Regions from separate parts of the Homo sapiens genome. Here region 1 is linked to region 2. A link is an interaction called in ENCODE POLR2A ChIA-PET data of the cell type or tissue named here. Cell type or tissue: Panc1. All regions are shown on one strand. Each heading gives the region's core, and the rest is flanking DNA. Links, peaks and the distances in the headings are about the cores only. Region 1 overlaps RETREG1 (reticulophagy regulator 1). Region 2 overlaps MYO10 (myosin X).

Region 1 (5,381 bases), core at 127-5,126, 330 kb before region 2:
CTCAGAAGCCCCGAGAGTGAGGGCACTCGTTCCACAAAGATGCCCATCAGGGAAAATGACGGGCTGTCAAAATAATTTACTCTTGGGTAAGCCAGCATCTTCCCTCTCTCTACATGGATCACTCGGACCCCTGCCATTTGGCCCTTCCTTGTGCCTCTTTGTGCCTTTATTGATTCTTGAGCATTCCATACCCACATGGAGCTCTAGGTGCGGCTGCTCTGGGCAGACATCTGTGCCTGCTCAGGCTCAGCAATGCAGGAGGTCACAGCAAAGCAGCCAGGCCAGCCAGAGAGCAGGGACAGGTGCTGGGCTATGTGGACAATTTACACGATGAAAAATAAAGTGAAGGTACTCGAGTGACCTTCTGTTGACCTGCACTCAGTGGCTAACTACAAAAAATATTTTTTGTCTGAGCACAGTGGCTCACAGCTGTAATCCCAGCACTTTGGGAGGCTGAGGCAGGCGGATCACTTGAGCCCAGGAGTTCAATCAAGACCAGCCTGGGCAACAATGGTAACACCCCATCTCTACCAAAAATACAAAAAAAAAAAAGTATCAGGGCGTGGTGGCATGCACCTGTAGTCCCAGATACTAAGGAGGCAGAGGTGGGAGAATCGCCTGAACCCTGGAGCTGGACGTTGCAGTGAGTGAAGATCACGCCAGTGCACTCCAGCCTGGACGATGGAGCGAGACTCTGTCTCAATATATATATTTTACATATATATAATATACATATGTATAATTTTTTGACTAGTCGTGTATCCATTTGACAAGGAAAATTTTCCATTACTCCATGATGAGTTTTGCAAGGCCAAATTAAATGGCTTAATAGGATAAATTTCCTATAAAGCAAAGAAAAATAGTTCATACACACGCAAATCTTGTTTGATAATGGATAAAAAACACAAGACTTAGTTCTTTCCATGTGTAAAAATCTAACCCTCATTTCTGAGTAAAGCACAACCCATTTTGTACTATGAAATGAATGCTATCAACAGCTAAAACATATTTTTTTTGTCTTCAAAGAAAGACCATCTATGGATAAAAGCATTGGAACTCTTCAGAGTTCTTATATGGAAATGAATCTGCATTATTTGCTGTAACTCTTAAAATGGAGATCCAAAAATAGGGTTTCACTTTCTTTTACTGAAATATACATAACTGCAGCCATAAGAAGGAATGAAATAATGGCATTCGCAGCAACCTGGATGGAATTGGAGACCATTATTCTAAGTGAAGTAACTCAGGAATGGAAAACCAAACATTGTATGTTTTCACTCATAAGTGGGAGCTAAGCTATGAGGACACGAAGGCATAATAATGACAATGGGCTTCAGAGACTTGGGAGAAAGGGTGGAGGGGGGTGAGGGATAGAAGATTACACATTGGGTAGTGCACACAGCTCCAGTGATGGGTGCACCAAAATCTCAGAAATCACCACTAAAGAATTTATTCAGGTAATCAAATGCCACCTGTTCCCCAAAAATCTATTGAAATTTAAAAAATTAAGATTTTACACAGAAAATCAGAATCACTGAATATGAAATCCAGAAAGGATCTTAACGGTCAAGTAGCAATCCCTCCATTCAATTTAAATGTTCATTAAATATTGAATAAATGATTTTAAAAAATGAAATATATATAACTGTAGACCTAGCCCTAAACTGAGTTCTTAACATCTCCTGGCTTTATTTAATATTATGGTGGCTCTAATTGTGAAAGAAAAAAGGGTCTCGTAAGGCATAATGATTTACCAAACATTATTCAAAGTCCAGATCATCACATTTTGCTGGAAGATAATTATCTTCTCAAGAGTTAGACATACCTGCAGCCATCTATCATAATATCACAAAATTCAGAGTTTCAACTAAAGTTGGCTTTAATTTCTCCTGGCCTTTTATGCAGATTCTGCAAAATTAGTAACTGAAGATGCTGTGTGAAATTAAATTGTGCACTATTAAGGAAAAAAAGCTGCCAAAAAAATAAAGACCCTCTCAATTGTAATATGTATCCCATTTTCAGAGCTGTTTAAAACATGTATGTGTGTTGGCTGGGGGGTACATTTCTTAAACATGAATATATAGTTTTAAATAATTTGGAAAGGACGATCATCCGAAAATGGAGTGAGATAAAGCAATAACAATTTAATTGCAAATCCAGGATTAAATGGAACTCAGAAGCCTTTTTTTTTTCCCTAGGGAAGTACTTCTTTAGTTGTGATGGCCAAGAAAATGAATTATAAGCATCAGAGGAGAGGAAAAGAGGGTGGTAGGTAATAGACTCCTTTCTCTAAAGAGATGAGAAATTCTGGAAGATATCAATCACAGGGAAATGGTGGGTAGTAACAATCAGAGTCTGCTGCAGTGGAGGAGGGGAATAACCTTACTCTAGGAGAAGCACATCACGATAATCCAGTGAATTCAGGGAATGTGCCCAGGTCAGCAAGGCATGGTGGACAAACAGATAAGACAGTGGGGAGGAGCAGCAGGGAGTTTGTATTCTGTTTGCGTTCTTGTGCCTAAAGAGTAGGAGAAACCAAGGGCATGGCTAGGATGGAACCAAGGCCATCTGAGGTCAAGGCAAAGAGAAACTGAGCATGCTCTACTGTGCACCCTTGCACTGGAATTATGAGAAAAGCCATGGGTAAATCAAGTCAGGGGCACCCTAGGGCAGTGCAATGTGCTCCTTAGCTCCACCTAGTGTATAAATTGAATACCTGCCCACTCCTATTCCACCTTCTACCTGACCTGGTCACAGCAGGGAAGGGGACTTCGAGGCAGGGCGGGTGAGTCAAGTTCTGCAGCCCACTCCAGCTGAGCTAGGTACTAGGCCATTCTTGCATTGCCCTAAAGAAATACCTGAGACTGGGTAATTTATAAAGAAAAGAGATTTAACTGGCTCTTGGTTCTGCAGGCTGTACAGGAAGCATGGGGTCAGCATCTGCTCGGCTTCTCATGAGGCCTCAGAAAGCTTATGATCATGGTGAAAGGTGAAGGGGAAGCAGGCATCTCATATGGTGGGAGCAGTGGCAAGAGGGAGTGTGGGGAGGGGGTGCCACATATTTAAACTACCAGATCTTGAAGAGAACTTACTATCTTGAGAACAGCACCAAGCTATGAGAGATCCACCCCCATCACCCAAACACCTCCCACCACACCCCACCTCCAACACTGGGGATCACATTGCAGCCTGAGATCTGGGCAGCAATAAATATCCAAACTATATCAGCTAGCCATAAGTTAAATACTAACTACCAGATTCAGTCATAGAAAGGAGCTATAAGAAAAATGAATAACAGATCAAAGTCATACACTGCAATGTCGTGCAGGATGGTAAGAGGGAAGAAAGAAAGAAACGGTGTGGCAGGAGGTACGGAGAAGAAAGAAGAAATAAACTCATGAAGGTCAGGAAGCCATGGTAATGGGCAGCTGGGTTTTTATGCAAATGGAAATCTTTGTGTCTTTTATCTTTTATGCAAATGGCATCTTTGTGTCTGCCCAGTGGGAACTTACAATATGAATGTGGGATCCTAATCACAGCTAGGTGGAAGGTCTAGCATGGCCAGTGAGAAACACCTCCATATCCTCTGCCTCGGTATTTTCATCTTTAAATTAAGGCACTGGCTAGATAAGCCCTTCCTAAAACTGCCTCATCATCATCAGAATTACTTGGGGCATTTTTTTTACTTCGACTGGTCACAAGCATTTTTAGAAATTGCAGATTCCTGGGTCCCACTCTGGACTGGGTGGGTCAGAGCTCCAAGGAGAGGTACAGGAACCTACATGCTAACAGTCAGATTTGCAAACCACTGGACTGCGAAGGTGTCTCAGGGCCTTTCCCATTCAAATATTATCTGATTCTATAAACTCTAGTTCTAGAGAATGCGGTGTAACAGATCCAAATATTAAACTGAGCTTTGGGGCCTCTTCCTTCACACATAAACACATGCACATACTGGTGTCTTAATCCATTCCAGCTGCTGTAACAAAATACCACAGGCAGGGTGGCTTATAAACAACAGAAATCTATTTCTCATAGTTCTGGTGGCTGGGAAGTCCAACACTAAGGCCTTAGCAGATTCAGTGTCTGGTGAGGACCTGCTTTCTGATTCAGAGATGGCAACTTCTCATTGTGTTCTCACGTGGTAGAAGGGGCAAAAGATCTCTCTGGGGTCTCTTTTAAAGGGCACTAATCCCATTCATGAGGGCTCCATCCTCCGGACCTAATCAGCTCCCAAAGGCTTCCTCTCATCACATTGGTGATGGGGTTTCAACATAAGAATGCGGGGACAAAAGGAGACACTCAGTCCTTTGCAACTGGGAATAAGGCATAGTGATAGGTGCTGAAAAGGCTTCTGAGAAGAAGAGCTCTTGGGTGAGTGATGGGGAGAGAAGCAAGACACACAGTAATGAATTCAAGGAACCGTCCTAGGCATGCCCACTACAGAAAAAAAGTTGATGTGTAATCAAAGCCCACCTTAGCTGGGTATTTTCACATCTCCATCGCATGTAATGTTCCTAAACAACATGATGAATTTAGATACATGGAAATTATATATCCATAAATAGATTAGGTTGGAGCAATTTGTCCAAATCATGGAGTCAGAATATAAACTTGGGTCTTCTTGACTCAGAGTCCACCGCTCCATTTAAACATCATTTGTAGAGTTCCCTGGCATCCTGCTTTAATAAACCAATCTCAATGTACCAGACTGTTCCAGAGAGCAGAGTTGAAAAGTAATTGTCATGTGGACGTCTATCTTTCAAATCCTCATTCAGTTGTGGTCACCCACTCATCAGTTCATGTCTACAGTCTGTTCAAGAACCCATTCCAATATACCTGACCCTGTCCAGGGTCCCAAAAAGAAATTCAGATATTCCACAGTTCTGAGATTGATGGCATTGCCACAGCTGTAGAAGATGATTTTGCTTCTCCAACTCCAACCAAGGATGCAAAGAACTAGACTCTGGCCACATGCATCCATGTGGCACCCACTCTTACCTTGGGTGTGCTCAATTGTTCTGCCTGGTTCTCCCGCAGCAAGCCTGATCCTTCTCATTCCCCTCTTTGCCGGAAGCCCTGCCAGAGGTCTGCTTACCCAGCTCCAGCCAATCCCTTTCCAGGTGAATGAATCTTGATCACACCCTAATAACCCACTGTTCAAGATCACAGACACATACAGTGGACTGTTCCTTGCCAAGTTCCTGGGCTCCACAGTAAGATTTCATGTGTCCAGACCCCCCTCCCCACTGCTCCCAGTCTGAGGCCAGAGCGATCACTTCCAGAGCTGGGACTGAGGCTTTTACATCTCTTGGGCCAACTGTATTACTTTGCAAGAACAAAACACTACAGACAGGGTGGCTTAAACTACAGAAGTTTAT
Region 2 (5,381 bases), core at 314-5,313:
TTTGGTAGGCCAAGGCGGGCGGATCACCTAAGGTCAGGAGTTCGAGACCAGCCTGGCCAACATGGCAAAACCCAGTCTCCAATAAAAATATAAAAAATTAGCCGGGTGTGGTGGCATGCACCTGTAGTCCCAGCTACTCAGGAGGCTGAGGCACGAGAATTGCTTGAACCCAGGAGGCAGAGGTTGCAGTGAGCTGAAATTGCGCCACTGCACTCCAGCCTGGGCGACAGAGCGAGACTCTACGTCAAAAAGAAAAAAAAAAAAAAAATCACTCACCATACATTTCTTATCCTGAATCTGAATTAACAGAGCTGGTGAGTAAATATTCAAAGCATGTCGCTTACCAGTTGAATCGCTTGGTCCCGAGTGTTAAGCCTCAGCCTTGGTAAAGATGTCATCGCTGAAGTCTCATTACCGACCCATCAAGCCCAGATTTCCACCATGAACCATCTCCAGAGACCTTCGTTCCGCCACGTCAGGGTCAGCTAATGCTCAGCAAATTATCCACTTAGTAAATTCATTTCACCGTCAACAGATAGTGGTGCAGACTCGTGTTCTAACAAATTAAATATCCCATTCGGAGTTCTGAGGAGTCTTTTTAAGTTATTCCCAATCAATAAGAAAAGCACACATGACACTAAAGCTCCTCTAGAAAGATGGCTCATTTCTCTTCCAATGTCAAAAAGCCATGAAGTAAAAAAAAAAAAAAAAAAAAAAATCAGATTACATTAAATTACTTGCTTTTTTTCTCCTCTTGCTAGGAAGGGAAAAGAGGAGAGGAGAAGCATGGAAAGAACTCACTCCTAAATCACAGATTAAATCCAGGAAGTTTAAGATGATCCAATTTCATTTCCCTCCTGCCTGAAGATTTGATGAGAGCAGCAAGGGTGTGAACCTATAAGCAGCCTTCCATTTATTTTCAGCAAATAAAAAAGTTTTGCCTGCTGATTCAACTGCCCTCACCAAGCTTTTAGAGTGATTCATCACTGTGGCTGGCAAGAAAACAATAGGCTTGATGAAAATTAAGAAGAAAAACCACACACTTACTCATCAAAATTGGGAGAAACGGAAAAGAAAAAAGATATGAATTCACTGGTAAAGGTTCACGTACCCCATTCAAAGAGGCTGCCTCTTGCATTATCAGGGTTGGTAACAAAAATGTTGGTAATTAACTAAAATAATTAGATGACACGAAGAGGTCCAAAGAATATAGTGTAGATTGCTAACGTCAGCCCCTTCAATCTTTCTTTCATCTCAGAAATATACAAATCAGGTCCGTATTGTCTGTTCCTTCGCTTCTTAGGATCAGTGGAAACTCAAAGTTGAGAAGGCCTAGAAATAAAAATGGCTTAATATCCCAACTATTAACCAATGCTGCAGAAATCAATGTTGGAATAAATAAAACAAACATATAACTATAGATCTAGATATTTAATATAACCAAGTTGTACTAAATATAATGCCGGTATTAAAATTAATAAAAATCAGATTAATGCATCATTCACACACACCCCGAAGAGTACACTATGGAAATTACTTTAGGAATAATGATTTTATTTAGAAAATGCAGCATATTAAAATAAAATACAAGAGGGAAGATTCTTGTAAGTCAATCTTTTATATCAGGTTTTCTTACCCTTAACACTATTGACCTATTAGACTGGATCAATCTTCATTGTGGGGGCTGCCCTCTGCAATTGAGGATGTTTAGCAGCATCCTCAGCTTCTACCCACTAGACACCAGTAGTCACCTCCCATCAGTGTTAACAACCAGAAATGTCTCCTGATACTTCTAAATATCCCCGGTGAGGCAAAAGTGCCTCCAGTTGAGAACTACCATTCTATGCAAACCAGTAACTCTAGCAGGACATGGTGGGTCATGCCTGTATTCCCAGCACTTTGGGAGGCTGAGAGGGGAGGAGAGGATCACTGGAACCCAGAAGCTCAAGACCAGCCAGGGCAACACAGGGAGACCCATCTCTACAAAAAAAAAAAGGAAAAAAAAAAGAAAAAATCAGATGGGCATGGTGGCACACATCTGTAGTCCCAGCTACTCAAAAGGCCGAACGGGGGAGAATCTCTTGAGCCCAGGAGGTCCGGGGTATAGTGAGCTGTGATTGCATCACTGCACTCCGGCCTAGGCAAAAAAGCAAGACCCTGGGTCCAAAAAAAAAGTAATTCTAACCTATGTATCCATCCCTTGATAACTTCCAGGCTACATACTTTACAACAAAGAATATTTCTGCTGATCTAACCATGCTAGCCACTTTCTTTTTAAACTACAGAATACGTATTCCATAGGAATAAAAAATATTAGCAGCTGCCAAGTAGCACCACCTTAACTAAATCACAGCCTTCAAAAGCTGGTTTAAATGTAAACCATCCATTACCTTTTAAAGTCTCACACTACTAGGAGAGTCAATTTCCAAAATAGTTTCTTAAAATTGTTATCATTAAACTTGAAAGAAACAGTTTCAAGTTTAATGGGTAAGGAAGATGTGAAGAGTCCAAAAGCCCAAAGCTGTGACTAGACAGCTGCGTGTCACTTCCATCTACAAGGCAGATAGAAGCATCAGCTCAGCAGCTCAGCAGATTACAAGCAAGATTTACAAACTGCATATGGATTCCAAAGCAAATACACTTTCCCTCAATATTGCTTCATGGAAGCTAGAGTTTACCAGAAATAGACGAAACTCCAAAAAAATAACTGATGAAATTCAGTGTGGCCTTGGCATTCCACACGGATGCTCCCTGGAAACACAAAATTTCACTGAAACTATTTTTCTTTTCTTTTTTTTTTTTTTTTTTTGAGACAGAGTTTCGCTCTTGTTGCCCAGACTGGAATGTAATGGCACAATCTCAGCTCACTGCAAACTCCGCCTCCTGGGTTCAAGCGATTCTCCTGCCTCAGCCTCCCGAATATGGGATCACAGGCATGCACCATCACGCCTGGCTAATTTTTGTATTTTAAGTAGAGACAGGGTTTCTCCATGTTGGTCAGGCTGGTCTCAAACTCCCGACCTCAGGTGATCCGCCTGCCTCAGCCTCCCAAAGTACTGGGATTACATGCGTGAGCCACCGCGCCTGGCCCACTGAAAGTATTTTTCGAGCCCTCACTCGGAACAGGGATCACTTACTTACGCCAATCACTCGGGATGAGTGTGCAGTTGCTGTCATCACAAAAAGAAGCAGAAGGTCTATGTTTCTGCTTTTGCTTGGCTATAGGAAAATTTCTATTCCTTGTTCCAGTCACTGGCAGAAATCAGCTAATTCCTTTTGGACTTGTATTACCTGACTGTTCTGCTCTGTATGGAGAAGCAAATATGCATTCCTGAAGATTTCCACACAGTCTCTATTCTTCCGACTTCAAAAGCCTACCAGAACGGCCAGGAGTGATAGCTCACACCTGTAATCCCAGCACTTTGAGAGGCCAAGGCAGGCGGGATCACTTGAGGTCAGGAGTTCAAGACCAGACTGGCCAACATGGTGAAACCCTGTCTCTACTAAAAACACAAAAATTAGCTGGTCGTGGTGGCAGGCGCCTGTAATTCGAGCTATTCAGGAGGCTGAGGCATGAGAATCTCTTGAACCCAGGAGACGGAGGTTGCAGTGAGCAGAGATCATGCCACTGCACTCCAGCCTGGGCAACGGAACAAGACTCCATCTCAAAAACAAAACAAACAAATAAACAAAAATCTACCAGAACAACTGCCTTCCCCTCCAAATGAGTTCATGGAGCTAGAGCTCTCTGGCCTCCTATCCTGGCTCTATCATTTCCCAGCTGTGTGAACTTGAGCAGACTACCTCCCTTCTCTAAGACTCTGTGTTCTCATACATAAAATAAAGATGTAAACAATACAATCACTTAGGACTACCAAGCAGATTAAATGAATTAATACATGTAAAAAGCTCAGCACAGTCCTAGCCCATGGTAAGTGTCCAATAAACCTTCACAAGTTAAATAATGGAATAAATAAACACACAGGCCGGGCGCAGTGGTTCACGCCTGTAATCTCAGCACTTTGGGAGGCCAAGGCAGGTGGATCACCTGAGGTCAGGAGTTTGAGACCAGCCTGGCCAACATGGAGAAACCCTATCTCTACTAAAAACACAAAAATTAGGCCGGGTGTGGTGGCTCACACCTGTAATCCCAGCACTTTGGGTGGCTAAGGTGGGTGGATCACGAGGTCAAGAGATCAAGACCATCCTGGCCAACATGGTGAAACCCCGTCTCTACTAAAAATACAAAAATTATCTGGACATGGTGACACATGCCTGTAGTCCCAGCTACTCGGGAGGCTGAGGCAGGAGAATCACTTGAACCCAGGAGGCGGAGACTGCGGTAAGCTGACATTGTGCCACTGCACTCCAGCCTGGCAACAGAGCGACATTCAGTCTCAAAAAAGAAAAAAAATTAGCTGGGCTTGGTGGCACATGCCTGTAAACCCAGCTGCTTGGGAGTCTGAGGCAGGAGAATCACTTGAACCCGGGAGGCAGAGACTGCAGTGAACCGACATTGCGCCACTGCACTCCAGCCTGAGTGACAGAGCATGACTCCATCTCAAAAAAGCAAATAAGATAAACAAAATAAATAAAAGTGTTCCTGAACAATGCAATATTACTTAATAATAAAAAAGGAACAAAACCGGCACGTGTACCAACATGGATGGGCGGCAAAGGCACTGAGTGAAGAAAGTCCGTCTCAAAAGAATATGTACTGATCGATTCCATTTATACAATACTCTCAAATAACAAAACTATAGAGAAGGAGAAAAAAGAAGTAGGTGCTGGGGGTTAGAGGGAGGGAGGCTGGGGTGCCACCAAAGGTGAGCCCAAGGGACTGTCATGGAACAGTTCTATATTGTGACTGCTGGTGGTTGTACAAGTCTACACATGTGATAACACTGTTCAGAATCACACACACATAAAAAATGCATGTATGCAAAACTGGTGAAACATGAATAAGGCCTGTAGACTGCAGGAATGTCAATTTCCTGATTTTGACACTGTATTTTGTTATGTAAGATGCCACCACCAGGGAATGGCAGGTACACAGAAAGGGCCTCTCTGTACTATTTGGGTGACTTCTGAATCTAGACTTCTTTTTAAAATGGATACCAGAATAGGCCGGGTGCGGTGGCTCACGCCTGTAATCCCAGCACTTTGGGAGGCTGAGGTGGGCGAATCACTTGAAGTCAGGAGTTCCAGACCAGCCTGACCAACATGGTGAAAGCCCATCTCTACTAAAATACAAAAATTAGTTGGGGCGTGGTGGTGGGCGCCTGTAATCCCAGCTACTCGGCAGGCTGAGGCAGGAGAATTGCTTGAACCTGAGAGGTGGAAGTTGCAGTGAGCCAAGATCGCACCACTGCACTCCAGCC

What was found. Peaks named below come from ENCODE experiments on the same cell type or tissue, not always from the same donor. Only the 100,000 strongest peaks of a DNase experiment are listed, where the experiment ranks them.
Region 1: POLR2A ChIA-PET joins it to region 2 with 12 read pairs; 2 of 35 experiments call an interaction of 5 or more read pairs at or near these places.

What each region holds. Positions count from the first base shown.
Region 1 is chr5:16,582,792-16,588,172 of GRCh38, forward strand. The region is part of intron 1 of RETREG1 (reticulophagy regulator 1); the gene reads right to left. Among named protein-coding and RNA genes, the nearest start is that of RETREG1-AS1, 30 kb to the right of the region's middle. In Panc1, for the core only: CTCF peaks have their summits at 2,695 (motif pointing left) and 2,925; no DNase peak of the experiment used is centred there.
Region 2 is chr5:16,915,711-16,921,091 of GRCh38, forward strand. All of the region lies in intron 1 of MYO10 (myosin X), which reads right to left. Among named protein-coding and RNA genes, the nearest start is that of MYO10, 18 kb to the right of the region's middle. In Panc1, for the core only: no CTCF peak of the experiment used is centred there; a DNase peak (open chromatin) is centred at 971; H3K4me3 peaks cover 1,359 bases; H3K27ac peaks cover 3,920 bases.